Regions from separate parts of the Homo sapiens genome. Here region 2 is linked to region 1. A link is a contact called in ENCODE Hi-C data. All regions are on one chromosome and are shown on one strand. Each heading gives the region's core, a stretch centred on a gene start or an enhancer-like site at or near the end of the contact. The rest is flanking DNA. Distances are from core to core; before and after follow the strand shown.

Region 1 (2,700 bases), core at 196-2,695:
CTAATTTTACAAAAAGAAGATAAGGAATATTTTCAGGCCCCGGCTTCACAGATTGCTGGTGGCAGTGGAGAGGTGGGTGGCGCAGGTGGAACCACCTCCCCACTACTTGCAGATCAGGACCCTCCCCGGGAAAGCTCCAGGCCCAGGAACCTAAGCCGCAAGAATCTCGAAATTTCCACAGGACACCTTGTTCCTTTTGGCCAAGTGTCTGGATGAGCCCATCCCCTTGGGCAGCAACAAAAGGTAAAGGGTCTCTGTGAGGCTTTCAGATTCCAAAAAAAAGCAACCGCTGGAGTGGAGTGTGATGGTCAAAGCAGCCACCTTAAGCTTTCTCCTTTCTTTCCCACTAGAGGGCTGAGAAAAGTCTTCTTCCTTGCGTTGTATTTCATTTGGCAAATATTTACCGCTTTGTATTGTGTGCAAACTTTACCAGGTTTTCTGGGAAGAGAAGTCGTGGGGAGCTCTCAGTTTGTTAATAAATATTAATACTTTTGGCCAAATTTTGAATTTTTTATGTCACTTGTTTTATTTCATTTTTGAAAAACAGCACTTTATTTCATTTAACTCTAGCATATTCAATGGCTGTGCATTTAATAATACTGAAATAAAGTCGCACCCAAAATGTTAGCAAAAAAATGGAAACTATATATGGTAGTGACCTCTACAAATGTTTTAAGCTTGAAAAATTCTGCACGAACGCAGACACAGGTTAGTCTGCCAAAGTTACTCAGATAAAAATTTCTCCAACCCTCAAGTCATAATCATAGTTGAGAAATGAATAAATGTGCCTTATGGCACCTCCAAACTTTTTGAGATTTTTATATAAACTAGCCTATACTTCTCTCCTTACGATTAGCATATGGGGTAGCTATTTTTCTTTAACAGAGATTCTTCAAATGTAGCTAGGGTTAAGAGAAACGCTGGCGCTGCCTCTCAGGAAGCTGGAGAAGCAAAAGAAAAAATTAAGAGTTAAGGGCCGCCGGGCTCGGTGGCTCACGCCTGCAATCGCAGCAATTTGGGAAGCCGAGGCGAGCGGATCACGAGATCAGGAGATCGAGACCAGCCTGATCAACATGGTGAAACCCCTTCTCTACTAAAAATACAAAAATAGCCGGGCGTGGTGGAGCGCGCCTGTAATCCCAGCTACTCGGGAGGCTGAGGCAAGAGAATCGCTTGAACCCGGGAGGCGGAGGTTGCAGTGAGCCGAGATCGCGCCACCGCACTCCAGCCGGGGCGACAGAGTGAGACTCCGTCTCAAAAAGAAAAAAAACAAGAGTTAAGGGCCAAGTCAATCCAACCGCGGCCGGCGACTGGAGGCTGAGCATGGCTGGCGATCTGGGGCTGCAGATCACGGCGCAAACCCGCTCACCTCCACCCCTCCCGCGCGGCCGCCGGCGCGCGCCCGTGGCGTCACGGCGTCGGGGTGGAGCCGGCGGCAGGGGCCAGGCCTCTCTAGGCTCTCCGGCTGAGCCGGGTTGGGGCCCGGGTTGGGCCGCCCGGGGACTCTGGAGCATTGGGATTTGTAGCGCGCCCTCTGGGTAGGCGGCTGTAGCGGAGAGGCGTGCGGGATCGGGATGTCGGGGCTGCTCACGGACCCGGAGCAGAGAGCGCAGGAGCCGCGGTACCCCGGCTTCGTGCTGGGGCTGGATGTGGGCAGTTCTGTGATCCGCTGCCACGTCTATGACCGGGCGGCGCGGGTCTGCGGCTCCAGCGTGCAGAAGGTGACTTGGGGGCGGGCGTGGGGCGCGGGTCTGACTGGGTTTCGCTGAGTCCCGGGGTCCGGCCTCGGGAGGCGAGCGGGCAGGCCCCACCTACCGCCCTGGACGCGGCCACCTGCAGCACCCGCGGGCCCTGGGGCCAGAACGGCGCGCCCAGACCGGCTGAGTCTTCGCGTTCCCTCCCTCGTCTGGGCTGAATCCCGCGCGCCCTTCCTGTCCAGGCTGAGGGTGCCAGGGGCCCGGTGTATGACCTGGGCCGCTCGCTTGCCTCTTGCCACCTGGGGAGCCACCTGTCCGGCCTTACCTGGATGGGACTGAGGTGACTCGCCGGACGGGACTGGGCAGGCTGTGCACATCCAGCCAGAGGGTGGTTTGTGAGTTGCTTGGTTCTTCCTGCACTTCCCTGATAGATCTCCCACCACATCTTTATTTACATTTTAATTTTTCAAAACTTTTTTTCTTTTTTCTTTATTATAGCCTTTGGACTTGTGCCTCAATAACTTTTCATATCTTTGTAGAATTTAAGTTTATTCTCTATTCTTCACTTGTCATCTTTATTAACTACTACTCCACAAAATGCTGGTTCCTTACGTGAGCAACTGATTGCCGTGGATATTAGAGGTATTGGGCAAGTTTTGAAGGCTGTGTGGTCATCAGTTTTCTATTTTCCATCTTTGAGAATTCATAAAATTCTTTATTTCCCCTCGTTTGAGAGACCTGCCAAATCATTGGTTGGTTGTTAGTAAAGCCTTGAATTGTTGATAATATTGGTCAGCAACCAACAAATTGATATCCTTCTGTTCTCATATTAATGAAGTGTTGATTTATACACAATTGTCAATGCACCAAAAATAATATTTATTTGTTATGGTGTTCTTATTGTTGTTCCTTTTTTTCTTTTGAGACAGGGTCTCACTTTGTCACCCAGGCTGGAGTGCAGTGCTGTGATCTCGGCTCACTGCAGCTTTGACCTCCTGGGCTC
Region 2 (2,700 bases), core at 194-2,693, 370 kb before region 1:
TAAGTAGAAGAGAAAAAGGAAGTTTAATAATGGAGGTAAAGAAGAGTATCTGCAGGGAGTGGTAAAAAGACCCCAGAAAATGAGAAAACCTGGATCCCAGGCCTAGCTTTGCCAATGAGGGGCTTGGGTGGCCACAGCAAGTCATCTAACCTCGCTGGTCTCAGTTTTCTCATTTGTAAACTGAAGCAGCTGAACTGGCTGACCTCAAAGGTCTCTACAGCCAAAACTAGACCAGCTGTATATTATTTCTGCCATTAAAACATTTATCATGGGAGGAATGAAGGGGGGCAGGATACCTGTATTCCCTTTCCATATAGGTTTCTCTTCCTGAACTTAAAATTTCCTCTTCCTAAACTTACTACCTCTCTCTCTATATATATATATGCCTCCACATTACACATTAACACTTTACTATAGAATTTCATTACATAATTCAACTTAAAGGAAAGCTGATTACAAAGGTGGTGGGGGGTGTAAAAGTACTTGCTTCAAGTTCAGTGTGTGCCCCCTGTCCTGAAATTTTGCTTCTGGCTCACAGGTTCTTCAAGAAATTTATGCAGCACAGCTGAAGCCTCATACAAGTGTATCCAACACCGTGGCTGGAGGGAAAGATATCACGGTATAAGCCATAAAATGTGACATAGTAAGTAAGTAAAGGAGGAAAAGTGAGAATTCTGTTACTCATCTAAACGACCGCTTCCTTTTAATAGTACCAAATGAAGACCGAAATACAGTAATAATTGAAAAGTTAGGGAGAAATCTTAAATTTTTTTAAGTCTCCACTTGAAAATGCAGCTGAAACACGGAAAGTTTTTTGGCAGTGAAATTCGCTGAAAACTGACATTTTTATGCCGCATCCAGAGGTCCCTATGCTCCAGGAAAGGTACCAAAAACAGCACGGATGGGATTTCACTACAGCCCTATTGATCCTATGCACCAAAAGGCCAAAGGCAAATAAACCAGTCCCAGAATTAAAACAAAACAGGCTGGTTCAGAAAGCCTCACCGGCAGCCACCCAAAGTTGAAAGAAGAAAACTTAATGAAATACCTTATTTCATTGCATAGAATCACAATTCAGTTAACAGGCTTATTGTTTAAGCAGTGTAAATACGCGATTTAACACCTGCGGGCACTGCCTGCCGGGACTGGGCAGAAGCGTGCCCAGAGGACGGCGGGCGCCACACTGCACAGCCAGGAGACGAGACGCGAGCGAGGGGACCCGGAGATACTGCCCCCGAGCCGCCGCGCGCCCCCAAAGGAGTAACGCTTCGCTTTCCATCTGTCTGTCCAGCCTTCCTTTTGGGCCCTATCCCCACCCCCGCGTACCTGCCGCCACCGCTGTCCTGCCTTCGAGAGGGCAGCTCCCACTGGAGATCCAAGTACCTGCAGGTCCACTCTGCGGCTACCTCTCCGCGCCCGCGTAGCCGCTGCGCTCGCGCCACTGCGCATGCTCGGCCGGCACCCGGGCCCGCAAACTCTGAATCCACTTGCCGCGTTTTGCCTGCGGCTCCCAGGGGAGGGAAAGGGAAGCCCAGAACCTGGGTTTAGGCTAAGGGTGAAAGAGGAGTTGCAGGCGCTGGGAGCGTGGATGGGGAGAGGTGGACGGGCGCTGCGGCAACGTTATCTCTACCGCCCACAGTTACCCAAGTCTAAAGATGACCACCTACACCCTGGGAATGAGTTTAGCACAGCAGTTCTCAAACTTGAGCGTGGATCAGAATCACCTGGAGAGCTTTTTAAATCACAGATCCCAAACCCGGAAACTGAGTTTCCGATTCAGTTAGGTCTGGAGCGTAGCGCGACAGTTCCCATTTCTAACATGTTCTCAGCGAAAACTGGTGCTACTAGTCTGGGTACCACACTTTGGGACCTGCTGGTCAAAAGGAAAGGTATACGTTATTAAAGGAAGACTTGTTTCTCTCCCCTACTCTTTTTTTTTCCGTTTGTTTCACGGATTGCTTCCTTTTCCTTTAACAGCCACACCTGATTAAAATAAATATATAACTAAAGCCCACACTCAAACAAAAGTGGGATATTTTCTCTCGCATGTGAGTCAGGTAAATGGAATGCTGCCTCAAGAGTTCTCACATACTTTGCCTGAAGCATAATCCGTAGTTGTGGTCTGTCCAACTCAGTCCAGAGAACAGAACAAGGTTTTGCTGCCCCTTTAACTCAAAGTCCCACGTGCCCCTTCTGCGCCTAACACAATATCCAATACAGAATAGGCACCCAACCAACCCTGAGATGGTAACAATAGAAAAAATAAAGGGGGGAAGTTGAAATTATTTTAAGAACTCAAACAAATTGGACGAGCAATGAACTATGAAAGTAGGTGGGCCATGGAGAGGGAAGATAAGGAATTTTTCCCACCTGCCACCTAGAGAATCAGGTGAATTTAGTATTCTTATCTGATTTTTCCCACCTGCCACCTAGAGAATCTGGTAAATTTAGTATCCTTATCTGATACTTATTTATCTAGATATGCAAGGGGAGTTAAGTAAGTTCTCACAAAATAAAGCAAAATATTTCCTTAAAAGGTAAACATACATCTAACATATGACCCAGCCATTTCATTCCTAGATGTTATCCAAGAGAAATTAAAACATATGCTTACACAAAAACTTGAACAGGAATGCTCATAGCAGCTGTTTTTCACAAAAGCCCCAAACCAGAAGGAACCCAACTGTCCAACAACATGTA

The links. Hi-C counts contacts between places; a loop is a spot of excess contacts on that map. Pooled maps may share reads with other maps.
Region 2: a map of CD4-positive, alpha-beta T cell shows a loop between it and region 1 (5-fold over the local background). The contact joins the promoter of PLS1 here to the promoter of GK5 in region 1. A Hi-C loop is called at or near these places in 2 of 168 maps with a recorded cell type or tissue (CD4-positive, alpha-beta T cell and CD8-positive, alpha-beta T cell) and 8 of 50 pooled maps.

What each region holds. Positions count from the first base shown.
Region 1 is chr3:142,224,330-142,227,029 of GRCh38, reverse strand. GK5 (glycerol kinase 5) reads left to right here and starts at 1,445. Exons shown (of 16, transcript NM_001039547.3): 1 at 1,445-1,721. The coding sequence starts at 1,575. RefSeq lists silencers at 1,262-1,501, 1,692-1,911.
Region 2 is chr3:142,595,136-142,597,835 of GRCh38, reverse strand. PLS1 (plastin 1) reads right to left here and starts at 1,443. Exons shown (of 16, transcript NM_001145319.2): 1 at 1,327-1,443. It overlaps PLS1-AS1 (PLS1 antisense RNA 1), which reads left to right. Exons shown (of 4, transcript XR_001740938.2): 4 at 539-1,927. RefSeq lists an enhancer at 1,148-1,387.